Regions from separate parts of the Homo sapiens genome. Here region 1 is linked to region 2. Evidence: chromatin loops called from intact Hi-C (ENCODE). Cell type or tissue: CD4-positive, alpha-beta T cell. All regions are shown on one strand.

What was found. Peaks named below come from ENCODE experiments on the same cell type or tissue, not always from the same donor. Only the 100,000 strongest peaks of a DNase experiment are listed, where the experiment ranks them.
Region 1: a loop joins it to region 2, with 19 times the contacts of the local background. A loop is called at or near these places in 6 of 110 quality-filtered maps.

The regions. Positions count from the first base shown.
Region 1 is chr3:12,806,119-12,814,118 of GRCh38, forward strand. It overlaps CAND2 (cullin associated and neddylation dissociated 2 (putative)), which reads left to right. Exons shown (of 15, transcript NM_001162499.2): 3 at 1,188-1,342; 4 at 2,092-2,215; 5 at 3,941-4,206; 6 at 6,872-6,977; 7 at 7,128-7,270. Among named protein-coding and RNA genes, the nearest start is that of CAND2, 13 kb to the left of the region's middle. RefSeq lists silencers at 3,969-4,418, 7,764-7,944. In CD4-positive, alpha-beta T cell, CTCF peaks have their summits at 4,065 (motif pointing left) and 4,268; a DNase peak (open chromatin) is centred at 4,293; H3K4me3 peaks cover 1,038 bases.
Region 2 is chr3:12,963,291-12,971,290 of GRCh38, forward strand. All of the region lies in intron 1 of IQSEC1 (IQ motif and Sec7 domain ArfGEF 1), which reads right to left. Among named protein-coding and RNA genes, the nearest start is that of LINC02022, 82 kb to the left of the region's middle. RefSeq lists silencers at 4,164-4,213, 4,324-4,743 and an enhancer at 4,894-4,973. In CD4-positive, alpha-beta T cell, no CTCF peak of the experiment used is centred here; DNase peaks (open chromatin) are centred at 3,141, 3,472 and 4,571; H3K4me3 peaks cover 1,236 bases; H3K27ac peaks cover 202 bases.

The sequences.
Region 1 (8,000 bases), 160 kb before region 2:
GCCAGCAGTTCAAGACCAGCCTGGGCAACATAGCGAGACACTGAAAAAAGAAATTAGCCAAGCATGGTGGCTTGAATATGTAATCTCATCTGTGTAGGAGGATCGCTTGAGCCCAGGAGTTTGAGGCTGCAGTGGGCTATGATCACGCCACTGTATTCCAGCCTGGGCAACAGAGCGAGACCTCATCTCAATAAAAATCAAGAAAAAAGAAAACCATTGTGCATTGCAGTCACCTGAAGCTCTTGTTGAAACCCTGTATTCCCTGCCCAGGGATTCAGATTCAGGGGATGGAGCAGGAAGGGAGCTGGGGCAGAGGATGAGACTATAGCACCCTGGAATCTGCATTCTGATGCACACCAATGTCTGAGAACCACTCAGGTAGGGCAGAGGTTGTCAGCCTCGACTGCATGTTAGAATCACCTGGGGAATTTTAAAAGCCCTCCCCCAACCCCCTCCAGGCCACATCTGAAACCAATTAACTGAGACTCTCTGAGGGCAGTGCCCAGGTAGGCATTTTTTAGAGGCCCAGGTGATGGCAACTAAGGCCAAGAACGAGGGCGTCTAGTGCCGCTGTTTTTACACTTTCCTGTGCATTGGAATCACCTGGGGACCTTGTGGCGCTACAGATCCTGGCTCAGTAGATCTAGGGTAGGGTAAGGCCTGAGATTCCACATCCTGAACAAGCTCCCGAGTGGCATTGCCAATGCTAACTCACCACCAAACTTTGAGAAGCAAGCCTCTAAGGCAGAGGTTCTCCAAGTGTGCTCCCTGGACCACCTACAGTATCAGCCTCAACTGGGAGCTTGCTAGAAATGCACACTATCAGGCCACACCTAGATATAGCCCTCCTGACTCTGAAACTCTGGAGGTGGGGCCCAGCCATCTGTTTAAACAAGCCCGCCAGGGGATTCAGATGCACCCTCAAGTTTGAGAACCCTTGTTCTGGAGCACTATTTGGCCATTTCCTGAGACGTAAAACACAAGAAGAAATGTAGGTTTGGGAGGTCCCAGGAACGATGTTGGCATAGCCAGAGAGTATCTCTTTCTGGCCAAACAGGGGCTCCCCTGATGATCTGAGGCCTTTTCCTCAGCACGTGTGGCCGCAGGAGCATGAGGGGACATAAAGGGGCAGCCTGACTCAGGCTGAACCTTGTGCCCTTGGATTCACCTTCCCACTCCCTGCTCAGCCTGGGTCCTCTGGTGGTCAAAGTGAAGGAGTACCAGGTGGAGACCATTGTGGACACCCTGTGCACCAACATGCGGTCAGACAAGGAGCAGCTGCGAGACATTGCCGGCATTGGCCTCAAGACCGTCCTCTCGGAGCTCCCTCCTGCAGCCACAGGTACCCAGGTCCCCAGGACTAGGTACTGTTAGTATTTGTCCTAGTTTATGGTAAAAAAACAAACGAAAAAACAAAAAAAAAACACTGAGGCTCAGAGAGTTGAAGAGACATACCTGAGGTCACTCAGCTAGTAAGCAGGGCAGAGAATTCAGGCCCAGCTCAGTTTAAGTTCATGGTTCTGTGTCAGGAATGCTTTTAGCTCAAGTGATGAAATCTAACTAACGGCAGTTTAAAGAAATCAGGGGTGGTTTTTCCTCACATGGCAATCCTGGAGGAATCAGCCACTCCATTTTTGTAGCAGTTCATTTAGTGGCTCAATGTTGACAGGGTTCCAGTCTTGCCCCATGTCCCCTCCCTTTATAGGGAAAGCACACGTTTTCCCAGAAACCCCCAGAGGACTTCCACTTATATCTCACTGGCAAGAGCTGGATCACCCAGCCACTCCCAGCAGCAAGGGAGGCAGGAAAGGAAGTGTTTAACTTTCCCTGCCTCCCTAGTGGAATGGGGAAAGGAAGAAGGGCTTGGGTGTGTGTAAGTCACCCAGAAGCTCGGCCATCAGCTCTGCAGCTCCCCTAGCTGTCTCCTTGACTTTGGCCAGACTCTGGGTCAAACCTGGGACCTCTGGAGCCCTGGTAAGATTCCCGGGGATGTGGGCTCAGGAACACAGCCAGAGCAGAGGCAGACTAGTGGTGGAGGCTGCCTTTCCCCCAGGCCAGGGCCTCACTGTGCCCACCTTGTGCCCTGTGCAGGCTCCGGGCTGGCCACCAACGTGTGCCGGAAGATCACAGGCCAGCTCACCAGTGCCATTGCCCAGCAGGAGGATGTGGCTGTGCAGCTGGAAGCCCTGGACATCCTCTCTGACATGCTGAGCAGGTGTGGGAGGCCATCCTGGGTATTGAGGAAGAGTGGGTAAAAGGGGACAGGGAGGGACTCAAATCACAGAGCTAGCACCTACTGCACACCAGGCCCTGTGCTTGGGGCTCCTTAATCATCCCAGCAGCCTCGTAAAGGAGAACTCAATTGTCACAATTTTACAGGCTCTGAGAGATGATGCGGTCAGTAAAACCTCCCATGACTTGAACACCTGCTCTGGCCAGAAAAATGTCAGGTGCTGGCCTAGTGTTGGGAACATGGGGTTAGATCAGTCTTGGTTGTTCTAGGGAGGAGTTCACAGACATGTATAAAACTGTGAATGGAGTAAGCACAACAGTAAGGATAAGAGCAGGGCTGATAGGAGCTCAGAGGAGCCCCCAGTCCAGCTGGGAGTGAGGAGCCTTCTAAAAGAGAGTGCTGCTAGAGCTGAGCCTTCGAGGAGGGGCAGGACTTAGCTGAGTTTGGGCAGGTATAAAGAGGATGCTGGAGGGGAGACTGTCCCCAGTCCAGAAGGCAGAGACAGGGGAAGACTTGGGGTCCCAGAGTCTGCCAGGGGTCGTGGGGCAGGCTGTAATGTGGAGAGGTGGGTATGCAGAGCTGAGGTGCAGGGCTGGCCAGGAGCCATGGGGCAGGGGTGAGTATTTGTGTGTTCTACCCTGATCTTTCTCTCTGCAGTGGAGAGTAGGTGGGAGGGGATTGAACAGGCAGGGGACTGGTTAAGAGGCTGCTATAGGGAAAGCAATTCGGGTTGTATTCAGGAGGGGGACTCCACAGGACTTGGAGTGGGCAGGGGAGGCAGGGACTGGAGGCTGACCCCTAGGGTTCTGCCTTTAGTAACTGGCGGGGGCAGACAGAGGTGCTGTGATGGGGTGCACTCCGGGAGCCAGCAGCAGGTGTGTGGGGAGGAAGGTGATGGATTCAAGCTGGGGCATGTTGAACTTGAGGCTCCTGGGAGGCACTCACTCAACCACACACTCCATGAGGGCAGCTCCCAGGATCAGTCTGTCTTGTTCACCCTGGCTTCCAGCACAGTCCCTGTCACTTAGCAGGTGAACAGGCAAACAAATGAAACCTAGGAGAGGGGGTTGGGTAGGACATAGAAATAAGGGAGGGTAAGGTCAGCGTGTTTCTGTAAAGTGAGAAAGAAAAGGTCTCAAGATGTTTACAGGACAGAAAATGCACGGGCCTCGTTTGAAGGTGTGGATAGAAGCTGCTGAGGCAGGCAGGAGCTGTGCTGTGTGCGCAGAAACCATTGTCTGGTGTTGCCTCTTGTCTTGAGCCCAGAGCTCAGCATCTCCAAAGGCACTAGGGAGCCATGGAAGGAGTTAAGCAGAGGAGTGACCAGGTGAGAAGTAGACTTTATACTGCTCTGGTCTCAGCGAGGAGGATGGACAGAAGGGGATGGTATTGAGGCAAGGCCTAGACTTCCAAGAAATAGGGACAGCCTTACTAGATCCTCTATGCTTTCCCCTATCAGGTCTTTCTCCCTAGGCTGGGAGCCAGGCTTTGCACTGCTGAGAAGTCCCTTTCTCTCTCCGCTTTCTCTCATGTAACAAAAGTAATTAAAATAATTCCTCCTCACAGTTGCAGGGCACCTCTTTTGCAAGGGCCATTGAGTTGCCATAATCCTGGGAAGGAGGCCGGGAGAGAATGGGGAGAGGGGCGGAGCCTGGCCCAGGTTGCCCGCGGAGTGCGATCGGCCTGATGCCCCCTCGTGCTCCCCAGGCTGGGTGTCCCGCTGGGCGCCTTCCACGCCAGCCTCCTGCACTGTCTGCTGCCACAGCTGAGCAGCCCGCGCCTGGCGGTGCGCAAGCGGGCGGTCGGAGCGCTTGGCCACCTGGCGGCCGCCTGCAGCACCGACCTCTTCGTCGAGCTCGCTGACCACCTACTGGACCGGCTGCCCGGCCCGCGGGTGCCCACCAGCCCGACTGCCATCCGCACCCTGATCCAATGTTTGGGCAGCGTCGGCCGCCAGGCCGGCCACCGCCTCGGTAAGGGGGCAGGGGGCGGGGCCTGGGCTGGCATGGTGGGCGGAGCTTAGGGTGAGCCAATGACTCGGTAAAGGGGCGGAGCTTGGGCCGCAGTGCAGCCAGGGCCTAAGGGTGGGCCGTCTGCCTTGGTAGGGAGGATGGGGCGGGGCCTGGGCTGATGTGGTGGGTGGGGCCTGGGGCGGGCGGCTGAAGCCCCTGAAACGCAGAGGTTGGGGCCGGATAGGGCTTGAGAGGCGCAGGGCGGGCCCTGAGCTCGACAAACCCCCAGGCCTGAGCCCCTGCTGAGTGCAGACGGTTCAGAGAAGGGGGTTGGTTCAATCACTTATGAGACGTGGAGGCTGGCTGGTAATTACAATTTTAAGTCATGCCACTAAACTGTTAGACTATGTTCTCTTCTCCCAGTTTGACAAAGATATCTTAGTAACAGCCCATGAGCCAAGTTTGAATTTTTAAGAAACAATTTAATGTGCATACAATAAACCGCACTATTTAAAGTGTGCAATTCAGTGTGTTTTGACCTTTGTGTATATCCGTGAAACCTTTCCATCACCCCCAAAAGCTTCCTTGTGTCCGTTTGCAGTCCAGCTCTCTGCCTTGTCCAGGAAGCCACTGATCTGCTTTCTGTCACTATAGATTAGTTTTTTAGAAATGGAAAGCTGCAATCAGGTTTGAATGTATCCTCAGACACCTTGGAGTTCTGACTATACCAAGACAGTTTGGATAGAACTGGCATATGGTCAGCCCCTCCCAACCCCTGGCTCTCTCACTGCAAGGGGCCTTGCAGGCACACGGCGGGGGGTGGGGGGGGGAACCCCAGCTGACATGGCCACACCCTGTCCCATTTCTCCCAAACAGCAGCCAGCCCTCAGCCATCCTTGGTTGCATGGACCTAGGAAAGAGGCCTGCGCAGGCTCGGACAAGGGGTCAGGATCCATTGGGCAGGAAACTCGGGTCCCCAGATACCCAGACAGAATGGAGTCTAGGAGTGTTGGGGGTCTCTAGGTCAGCATGTCTCTTCTTATGCTGTAGGGAAGGGTATGGCTGGAGAAGGGCTTGAGTGGAGTGCTCTAAAGCCTGGAGACCAGGCAGGAACCCCTCTTGCCTGGTCTATTAGGGCAGTACCTGCCTCCCTTTCTCCTATCCAAGGACTTAAACCTAGTGAAGGAAATTAGGCCAGGACATGAATAATGGTTTTGATAACAGATGCTATTTATCGAGTGCCTGCTCGTGTAGAACCTGGACTAAGCTTTTTTATTTATTTTTTTGAGACGGAGTCTCGCTCTGTTGCCCAGGCTGGAGTGCAATGGTGCAGTCTCGGCTCACCGCAACCTCCGCCTCCCGGATTCAAGTGATTCTCCTGTCTCAGCCTCCTGAGTAGCTGGCACTACAGGCGCACGCTACCATACCCAGCTAATTTTTGTATTTTTAGTAGAGACGGGGTTTAACTATGTTGGTTGGCCAGGTTGGTCTTGAACCCCTGACCTTGTGATCCCATGATCTGCCCGCCTCGGCCTCCCAAAGTGCTGGGATTACAGGGGTGAGCCACTGCACCCAACCTTGGACTAAGCTTTTTTAACTTCTTTTTTTTTTTTCTTTTTGAGACTGAGTCTCGTGTCTTGCTCTGTTTCCCAGGCTGGAGTGTAGTGGCACGATCTCTGCTCACTGTAACCTCCACCTCCCAGGTTCAAGCAATTCTGCCTCAGCCTCCCAAGTAGCTGGGATTACAGGGGCGCACTGCCACGTGCAGCTAATTTTTGTATTTTTAGTAGAGATGGAGTTTCACCATGTTGGCCAAGCTGGTCTCGAACTCCTGACCTCAGATGATCCATCTGCCTTGGCCTCCCAAAGTGCTGGGATTACAGGTGTGAGCCACCATGCCCGGCCTAAGCTGTTTATCTTTTTTTTTTTTTTTTTTTGGAGATAGAATCTCGCTCTGTCCCCCAGGCTGGAGTACGGTGACGCTATCTTGTCTCACTGCAACCTCCACCTCCCAGGTTCAAGCAATTCTCCTGCCTCAGCCTCCTGAATAGCTGGGACTACAGGTGTGTGCCACCGTGCCCGGCTAATTTTTTTTTTTTTTTTTTTTTTTTTGAGACGGAGTCTCGCTCTGTCGCCCAGGCCAGACTGCGGACTGCAGTGGCGCAATCTCGGCTCACTGCAAGCTCCGCTTCCCGGGTTCACGCCATTCTCCTGCCTCAGCCTCCTGAGTAGCTGGGACTACAGGCGCCCGCCACCGCGCCCGGCTAATTTTTTGTATTTTTAGTAGAGACGGGGTTTCACCTTGTTAGCCAGGATAGTCTCGATCTCCTGACCTCATGATCCACCCGCCTCGGCCTCCCATAGTGCTGGGATTACAGGCGCGCCTGGCCTAAGCTATTTATCATTATATAATTTATCTTCACAAAATCTCTGCCCAGGAGGCACTGTTATCCTTGTTGTGAAGATTAGCTGACTAAGGTCAAAGAAATGTTGTGACCTGCCCAAGGTCCCATAGCAGTTGGGTGGCAGAGTCAGGGCTAGAACCCACATTTGCTTGACTATGAAACCTCTGAGTTGAATCTACAGTGGTCAGGGCTGCAGGTGCATAGACAGTCTGAGTGCTGTGGGCTGGGGGAACTCCGGGAGAGTGTCTGGCTTGGGTTCAGTGATCCACCTGGCCCTGCAGGGGCTCACCTGGACCGCCTGGTGCCCCTGGTGGAGGATTTCTGCAACCTGGATGATGATGAGCTCCGGGAGTCCTGCCTCCAGGCTTTTGAGGCCTTCTTGAGGAAGTATGTATGGTGGGGTTGCCTGGGGATCCCTTTGGGAAGTTGGTGGGGATGCTGGCCCAAAGCAGTAAAATTTCAGGACTCCCATTGGGCCCTGTCCCCCACTCCTGTCCTGGCTGGATCCAGCAAAGCATTCCTCATCCTGCCCCACAGGTGCCCCAAGGAAATGGGTCCTCACGTGCCCAACGTGACCAGCCTCTGCCTCCAATACATAAAACACGACCCCAACTACAACTACGACAGTGATGAGGATGAGGAGCAGATGGAGACAGAGGATAGTGAATTCAGTGAGCAAGGTTGGTGGACAGCCCATCATTGGGGTTGGAGGGTGGAGGTGAACACAGCCTTCCTGGGATCCCCCAACCAAAGACAGCGGTCACATTTGGTGCCCCTGTCCTGATGCCAGCTCTTTCTCAAGCTCCAGTCCCACCCGCTGTGACTGCACAGACCACAGTAATGATAGTAGTCATTGCTGTCATTTATTGAGCATCTACTAGTTGTGTTCCTCACAATAACCCTAAAAAAACAGAAATTATTACCCACGTGTTTCAGACAAGGACACATACTGAGAAGAGAGTGGCCTGAGATAACACAACTAGGAATTGGCATAGCTGGGCCTTAGAGCCAGGTCTGTCAGGCTCCCCCACCTCTGCACTGCCACCGTGTACCCTTTTATGAATGGCTTTCAGGAGATAATGTCTTTAACCCAGCAGAGGAAAGCTCTGATGGTGGAATGGCAGGCACTGGCAGGGGAGCAAGATGTCTCAATGGGGGTGGACTTGATAGCTTCTTTCCTCCTATGCCTGTGGTCCTGTCTGTCATTCAGACAGATTTCCAGGGCAGAGATGCCCCTAGGCCTGAAGGCAGGGCATCGATGGAGACGATGGATTTAGAGCCTGATGGGGTACTTGGAACAAGATGGGATGGTAAATGAGATTGGACAGGCATGCGGGGGCCTTGAATGCCAAGCCAGGGAGGTGGGACACTTGTCAGTAATAGAGAGCTAAGGATGTGTGTTCGTGGGTG
Region 2 (8,000 bases):
GGGCATTTCCTCCAAGGAGCAGCGAAGCTGCAGGTACCTATGAACAAGGCAAAAAAGAAATTCAAGTCAGAGCAGCTGGGACCCCAAGAAGGAAGATTTCACAAAAAGCCACACAGGCTCTAGAAATCAGTCTTCAACCTCACAAACGAGCAAAAAAGAAAACTGTGAGGAATCATTTTAACTCAGCAACAATTTCACAAACGGGAAAAGGTGGTAATAATGATGATGGTGATAACAGCTACCATTTGTTGGGGATCTATCTGTATGCTTTGGTCACCAGGCAAAGCTGCACATCCCCCACCCCCTCCCCAGGGGTTTCTTTTGGCTCCATTTCATGGATGAGAAAATCAAGACTCAGAGATGGAAGGCAACATATCTGAGGCCACACAGCCAGGAAGAGGTGGAGTCAGGGTTTTGTGTGATCCCCAAGTCCTGTGCTCTGTGATGTACCATTTCACACTACTAACCTCAGTGCTTCTACATCTAGCCCAGGGCCTGGTACAAAGTTGGTGCTCAGTAAATGTTTGTTGTGTGCATAAAGGAACACAGGAAAGTGAAAAGCTGCGTGTCCCCTGGGTCATACACATCTCTCCAGAGAACAACGCACTCCTCCAAGCCCAAGACAGCATGTGTGCACTTGTTAACACCTGCATTTATGGATGCTTTCATTCACTGACAACTGGCTATGTCCGCCATGAGGCCAGGCGCTATGCTAGGCAGGCATCGGGGTACTAGCCACAGGGCCAGGACTTGGAGGGACACTTGCCCAATTCAGGGTACAGCCATGGCAGCCAGGATAGTGGCAGGTCCAGGTGGCATCATGCCATACTTCAACCATAAATGCCATCAATTTCCTCTCTGCAGCAGCTCATGCAGTGGGAGCAGCCAGATTCTCTAAGGCCATGCCAATTAATTCTTCAAGAGCCTTAATGGCCTCTAAACTCATTACAATTTGCTTTTGAGGACAAACAATAAATCACATTCAACAGCATTTGAGCATACTCCCCCTACACACACACACACACACACACACACATGCTTCCATGGGAGATCTCTCCCAAGGCCTCCGGTGGTGTTTGAGCCCATCTGGGCTGTGCATCATCTTGCCCCTGTGCTTACTGGGCGGATATTCCACATGTCATCATAATTCAAAGGAAATTTACAAAACAGGAAGCAAGAAAATCCAGCGGGTCATTGGTGCCTGGGAAGAGCAGAGTGCTGACCTGGACAAACATGGCATTTGACTGGAGTCCCGAGGATGGCCAGCTGTGCAGTGGCCTTCAGACATCCACATTCTCAGAGCACTCCATGAAGCAGTGTTATCATTCCCTTTCACAGAAGGGGAAACAGGCTTGGAGGGGTGTGGTAACTTGCATACACTCACGAAACTGAGCTGGGACTTGAAACAAAATCTGTTTGCCTCCCCAGGCCCTTCTTTCCTTAAGTCTCAAGCTGCCCTGGATTCCAGATTATCCTGGTAAACCAAGATTCCACAGTATGCAGAGTCCAGACAGATAAAACCGTATGCACACACAGATGCACACACATGCACACACACATATACTGAGCTCCTGCAGCCCTGGGTACCCTGTCCAATACTGTCCAGAAACATCTATTTGCCCAGTTGTCACACTGTTTGACTATGCAGCTGTCAGTCCTGTCCATGTTTTTGAACTGAAGCTGTGTAAATATTAGCGCAACCAGTTCATAGTCCGACTTCCTTGAGTGAAAGCCTGAAAATCCTAGCAGGGCTAGCCAGGGCCTCCAGAGGCCTCCATCACAACATTGGGGTTCTCCTGTAGGCTCCCCATGTGATATTCTGGCCCAGTCTCTGGGTTCTCTTAGTGTGTGTACCCTTAAAAAAACGAGGATAAGAAGAGTCCTGTGTTTCACAAGGCTCAAACAGCAAAGTGCCACACACGCTCTTGGAAAGAAGCCTGTTATTTGTAGAGTGGTGCATGGTGGCATGGCTGGACTTGGGAGTGGTTATCTTGGGCCCGTTACAGACTAAGGGGGGTCCCCTGAGGTTTCTGGACCGTGCTGCATCCCATCCGGGTTTAGAGAGGGGGAGACGGCCAGCTTAAAGGGCTCTGGCCCCTGGGAGCCAGCCCAAGGAGCATCTAGCTCTGCCTCCACAGGCCAAGGACTGGGTTGATTTCCTCTACCCCTCCCCCAAGCTTCCCATGGAACCACATACCAGGTGCTCCAGAGCAAATGGGATCCACCTGCTCTGAGGCTGATGCGTGAACTATGGGCTACACCTGAGCGAGGCTTCTCAACCTCCAAGACCTCTGCCTCATGTTCTGAGACTGGGGGAGCAGCTGTTCATCACCAACCCAGACCACAGAAGGATCCAAGCAGGCTTCCCTGAAGCTGGAAGATTGAGATGAGATGCCCGGAGGGACTTCTAATGAGAAGGGATGTGGGACTGAGAAGTATGCAAGAGAGGTGGCCTGGACATGTCAACTGGAATGGTCCTAATGGAGGGGCAGAAACCCCTCCCCAGTTACTTTCAGCTCAGAGGGAGGCGGGAGGTGCAGCCAGGAGAGCACGCTAATGGTTTCTTGTTCCCCACTAGACTGCTGGTTCCATGAGGACAAAGACTCCATGTTTTGTTCACTGCTGTGTCTCTGGTGCCTAGAGCAGGGACTGGTACATAGCAGGCACTCAATAAACCACAGAGCTTTAGTACTGACAAGACTGAATGCTCAGCCTCGATTTGCTCTCCTGCAATATGAGGATGCTGGTACCACAAGGGTAAGAAGCAATTGTAATACCAGGTGGGACAGCTGATGGACTATGAGGGCCGCGGGTGTGTGTGGGATATGAATAACATGACCCCCATGTCCAGACTGCTGCCACTGATTCCAGACAGATGGTCTTGCAGCTGCAGCATGCCTGGCCTCCACCCCAGATGCAAGGAGCAATGGGGTCCTTGAGAAGCCCCCCAACCCCACTTGGAGGCTCAGGCTCAGCGCTCCAGGCCTCTGGGGTGAGGAAGGGGCAGAGGGAGACATATGCATGTTCTCAGTGCAACTGCTGGACATGCGCTGCACAATTTTTGAACTGAAAGATCAAACAGCTCCAGGTGGGCTTCCTCCAGAGGGGGCCTGACATAAGCCAAGTCAGCTTGTCAACAAATCCCCTTAGCCCCACCCCCCTGCTCCTCAGAAGGGCCTGCAGATAGCTCAGGGGGCAGCTGTGCTGGCCATCGCAGAGAGGAAATCAATATTCCCAGCACATACACACACACTCCCTTTCTCCCTTTCTCTCCATAAACACGGGCCCTTGGAAGCTCAGACAGCCGCCCACAGGCCCCTAAGTAGAAAAGGGTTGGCCCCTCTGACACACCAGACTCCATCCCTGACCACACCAGGTGCACACGCATCACCACACAAAGCCCCTCACATCCACACTCTGCCACAAACAGCAGCCACACACCCCAGTGCACCCCCAAGTGGCCCTGCCAGGGGCAGAGTACCCGACAGAAGCTGCTGACACACCTGGGACGCCTGTTTGTTCAGGGTCATCCACCCTCACACACACTTGGGGTCTTGCAGACAGGACAGACACATCAATCCAGACATAGGCCCAATGTCTGGAATAGACAGGCCTGCAAGAGGCCTTCCTGGCAGCTCCGGCCCTGCCTGCAGTTGGAAACAGGCACAGACCCGCTGGGCACCCTCCCACCAACTCTCCGCTCTCCCTCCTGCCCCTCACCTCACACCCACACCGAGTCCCACTGTTTCCCTCTCAAGCCCCCAAACTCAAACTCACCCCCACACCAACTTGCACTCCAACAGGCCCTCGATCACACACACACACTCCCATCCTGAGACCCTCCCAGGGCACACACAGCGCTCCTGTCCCAAGGGCGCGTCTCTCTCTCCCACGCACAAACTCGGGTCCTGTTTGCTCTTCTCTCACCCAAACCCACAGTCTGGCGGACGCACCCCGCCCCGCAGGCAGCTTTCTCTCGCACGCCGGGCGCCCGGTCCCGACGGTCACCCGCACTCCCGCACAGGCATCCCCACAGCCTGCGCCAGCCCACCGCTCAGCACCCGGGAAGGCCGCTCGCCCCGCGCCGCGCCCTCACCCGCTGTCAAGCTCTAGCTCCAGAAGGGACTGGGTCCTCTCCGAGTTGCAGTGCAGGCACCACATGGCGGCCGCAGTGGGAGCGGGCCGGGCCGGGAGCCGGGACCCAGGCCCAGCAGAGGCCGCCGACTCCCGCCAGCGAGCCGCCGGATCCCGGGGCCGACACCCGGCCACCCGGAGACCCGACCACCCGCCACGCGATCACGTCGGGGCTCCTGGTCCAGCGTCCGCCGGCTCCCGCGGCTCCGGCCCCAAGTCCGAGCCCCAGGCCAGCCAAGCCCGCCCCTCCGCCGCCGCCCGCTTGGCGCAGCGCGAGGCCGGGCCGGAGGAATGTGGCCCTGAAGTGGGCGGGGCAGGGCGGGGGCGGGGCCGGAGGGCGAGCTGGGGGCGGGGCCGGAGGGCGAGCTGGGGGCGGGGCTGCGCGCGGGGGCGAGACTGCACGGAGCGTGTGGGGAAGAGAGCACAGGAGGCGTGGCCACACGGCGCCGCGGAAGAAGCACAGGGGGCGGGGGGTCAGGGGCGGGGCGTCAGGGGCGGGGCTACGCGCAGGGGCGGGGCCGAGCCGAGGCGCGGGGTGCAGAGCGCAAGGGCGGAGTCCCAGACACTGCATCCAGGTCCCAGCGCGCGAAGCCTCTGTTCTGGAAGGAGGACTTTGCGCAGCCCCTCCAACACTGGCGCCTCCCGGGAGCCATGTCTTCCTCTCCAGCGTGTAACCACAACAAATGCACAGCGCCAAACCCCCAACCAGAGCCTACTCCGCTGATGCCTACTCAACATCTGCCTATCCCGATTTTGCCTTCAGTTTATAAAACCTGGCCTTTGCCTGCCTGGACCGAACCGTGTGGTTCTGGGGCTCTGATGCGCCCCAGAGAAGGGAATGGGCCCTATCCTGAGGTTGGTACCACCCTTTTGGCGGCTTTTTGGGGGAAGATCTAATGGAAAGTTGCTTCTTTCTCCCTAAGCCCACCCAGCCCCCTACCCTTTCTCCACCCAGAGACACCCTTCAAGCACCTATGACAAGCTTAAAGTAATACTAATTAGCACTTTAGAGTTCTTTAGTGATAGTTGGCCTTCAAGGCAACATTGTGAAGTAGGTGGAGTTACCCCTGGCCTCATTTTACCAATGAGTAAACTGAGGCTCAGCTTAACTGGGCCAACTAAGAGACGGCTTCCCTCACTCTTTCCTCCTCTCCCAGGCTCTTCCTACTATGAGCGCTCATGGCTTGCAGTCCTCCATTTGTATGTTTACTTGTTTATTATCTGTCCTTGGGCTCCATGAAGGCAGATACAGTGCCCAGCGCCCACACCTGTGGAATGCCTAGACGTGGTTGGGAGACAGCAAGCAGATATGGAACAATCAAAACCCCACCTGTCCTGGGCCACCCACCTACAAGTCCATCTCCTGGAGGGCCAGGCAGCTGGCAGGCCTACGGGAGTCAGGAAGCTGCAAGAAGCCATCAAGGCAGGGGCATTGTCTTGTGCCCTTCTGAATCTTTCATTTGGAGGGGGACAGTGAAGGAAGGGGGCTGAGGTGGCCCAGCTTGCAGCAGAGGAGGGCAGCCCCTAAAGCCAGTTTAGAGCACCTGGGTTCCCAGGCAAGAAGCTGAGCAGGAGCCCAGTGCCCCTTATGCCAGTTTAGAGCACCTGGGTTCCGAGGCAAGAGGCTGAGCAGGAACCCAGTGCCCCTTCACTGCCCATCTCCACATTCCTCTTCTCAGCTTCCCATGTTTTCTTTGCTCTGTTAAAAATAAATGAAGACACAGAATGGGGGGAAATATTTGCAAATCATGTATCTAGTAAGGGTCTAGTGTCCATAGTACATAAAGAACGCTCACAATTCAAAAATAATAAGGCAAATAACCCAATTTAAAAACAGGCAAGGTATCTGAGTAGATTTTTCTCCAAAGACAATCTACAAGTGGCCAATAAGCCCATGAAAAGATGCTCTCAACCTCACTAATCTTTAGGGAACTGTAAATCAAGACCGCAATACCACCTCACACTCACAAGGAAGGCCATAATAAAAAAGATGGACAAAAGTACCTATACATAGAGGGTTCTGGAAGGAGAAGAACACTAGGCTGCACTGCTCAAAGACCACAGCCACATCTGGCATCTGTCATGGTTAGGGTAGGGGTAGGAAGCTGGGAGAGGATAGGGTACACATGACCCAGTTGATGGCAGAGGCAGCAGAAAACTCCCACCCCTGTCTGAAGTGCTCTCTAAAAATAGACTGCAATAAATGGAGCCAAAATAATTCCCCCAGCCCAGCTGCTGGAGCACTCTGGGCACGGTCTTTGACAGCCTCACCATCCGGATTGTCCAAGAATTTCAGGCACTTCTCCAGGCCCAGGGCCCTGCCGCCCAGCAGGATGGTCTTGGCGACATTGTCTCGGCTGGGATTTAGAAGGGGATTGAATTTCGCTGTTAGCATTTGGAATACCAGATGATGGACACTCTGGAAACCAAATGCATCTTGATTCTCTTGTTTTATCTTTCTGCAAAGTGTGCCTCTTGCTCCTGCTCCGCTAACTGCCTTGCAGATTAATAATTTAGGGAACTGTGAGCAGAAGCAAGAAAAGTTCCAGCCTAGAGAGGCAGAGAAGGCCAATTTTTCTGCAGAAATGACCAGACTGGTCAGAATCCTTGCATGCACCATTCAGGCAAATTGCTTAGTTTTCTGAGTCTCAGTTTCTGCAACTGTAAAGAGTGGCTTAGCAGCCACCTCTACCCCAGCTAATTCACCTTGCTGTTTAATTTAATTTAGCAAGCATTAATTAGTACTTACTCTGAGGCCTCAGTGGGGAAACACTGCTGTGACAAGTATTCCCCAGTATGGTGTCGTGACAGTGGAGGAAAGAGCTTGTAATTCTGCCCCAGGAGAGGCTCTAATGGGGGGACATTTTGGGTTGGACCTTGAGGGATGAGGAGGGCCCCATGTATGGGGTCACAGGATGTAAAAAGTCATGGAGACGTTTAGTTCCACTGTATCACCCCATGTTTTAGTCCTGAGCTGCTTGCCTTGGCCCATTTCACATGCTACAACCCGACTTTATCTCTATCCTCCCCAGCTTCTGATAGCCTCCAGTCTTTCCACAGCCTCCCTGCTTTCCTCCAGCCAGATGTGTGGCACTCTCCCAAAGCCCAGCCTTTGCAGCCCCTCTCTCCAAGCTGTCAGGATCAAGCCCAGCCTCCCTGCACAGCCAGCCTCGTGGCCTGGTTCATCTCTCCATCCCTTACCTCTCCTCCTGCCCACTCTATGCCTGCCACACCTCCAGCAACACTAAGCTTCTTTCAGTTCCCCACACTCCCCACTGTGCCTGGCTCACAGCTAGGACCTTGGTTTTCAGCTTCCTATGTCACTGCTCCCAGAAAGACACCCATGACCAGCGCCTAGTCCAAGTCAGAAACTCCTTTTACATGGCATCAGGTTACTCTGCACCTGCTTGCTTATACCAGTGAGCTGTATTCCAACTGCCAGGGCTGGTTCTATGTCCTTCCCTGCAGCAGCCCCTGTGCCGACAGTGGAGCCTGGTGCACAGAAGGTCTTCGACAGCTGAATACGCCAAAGGTTGGTAAACTATGGCCTGAGAGCCAAGTCCAGCCTGCTGCCTGTTTTTTTAAAATAAAGGTTTATTGGAACAGAGCCACGCTCATCCACTTATGTATTGTCAATGGCTTCTTCCATGCTATGATGATGAAGTTAAACAGTTACAACAGACACATGACCTGCAAAACATACAATATTAATGCGCACATGCAGCCCTTCTCTGAAATAAATGAAGCTCTCCTGAGGCAGTCTTACATTGGCTCCAACTACCCTGGCAAACCCCCTGCGTGTTCAGCCAGACACCCCATGCAAGAGCAGAATCCAAACATGGGGGAAGACAGTGACTGAAATGATA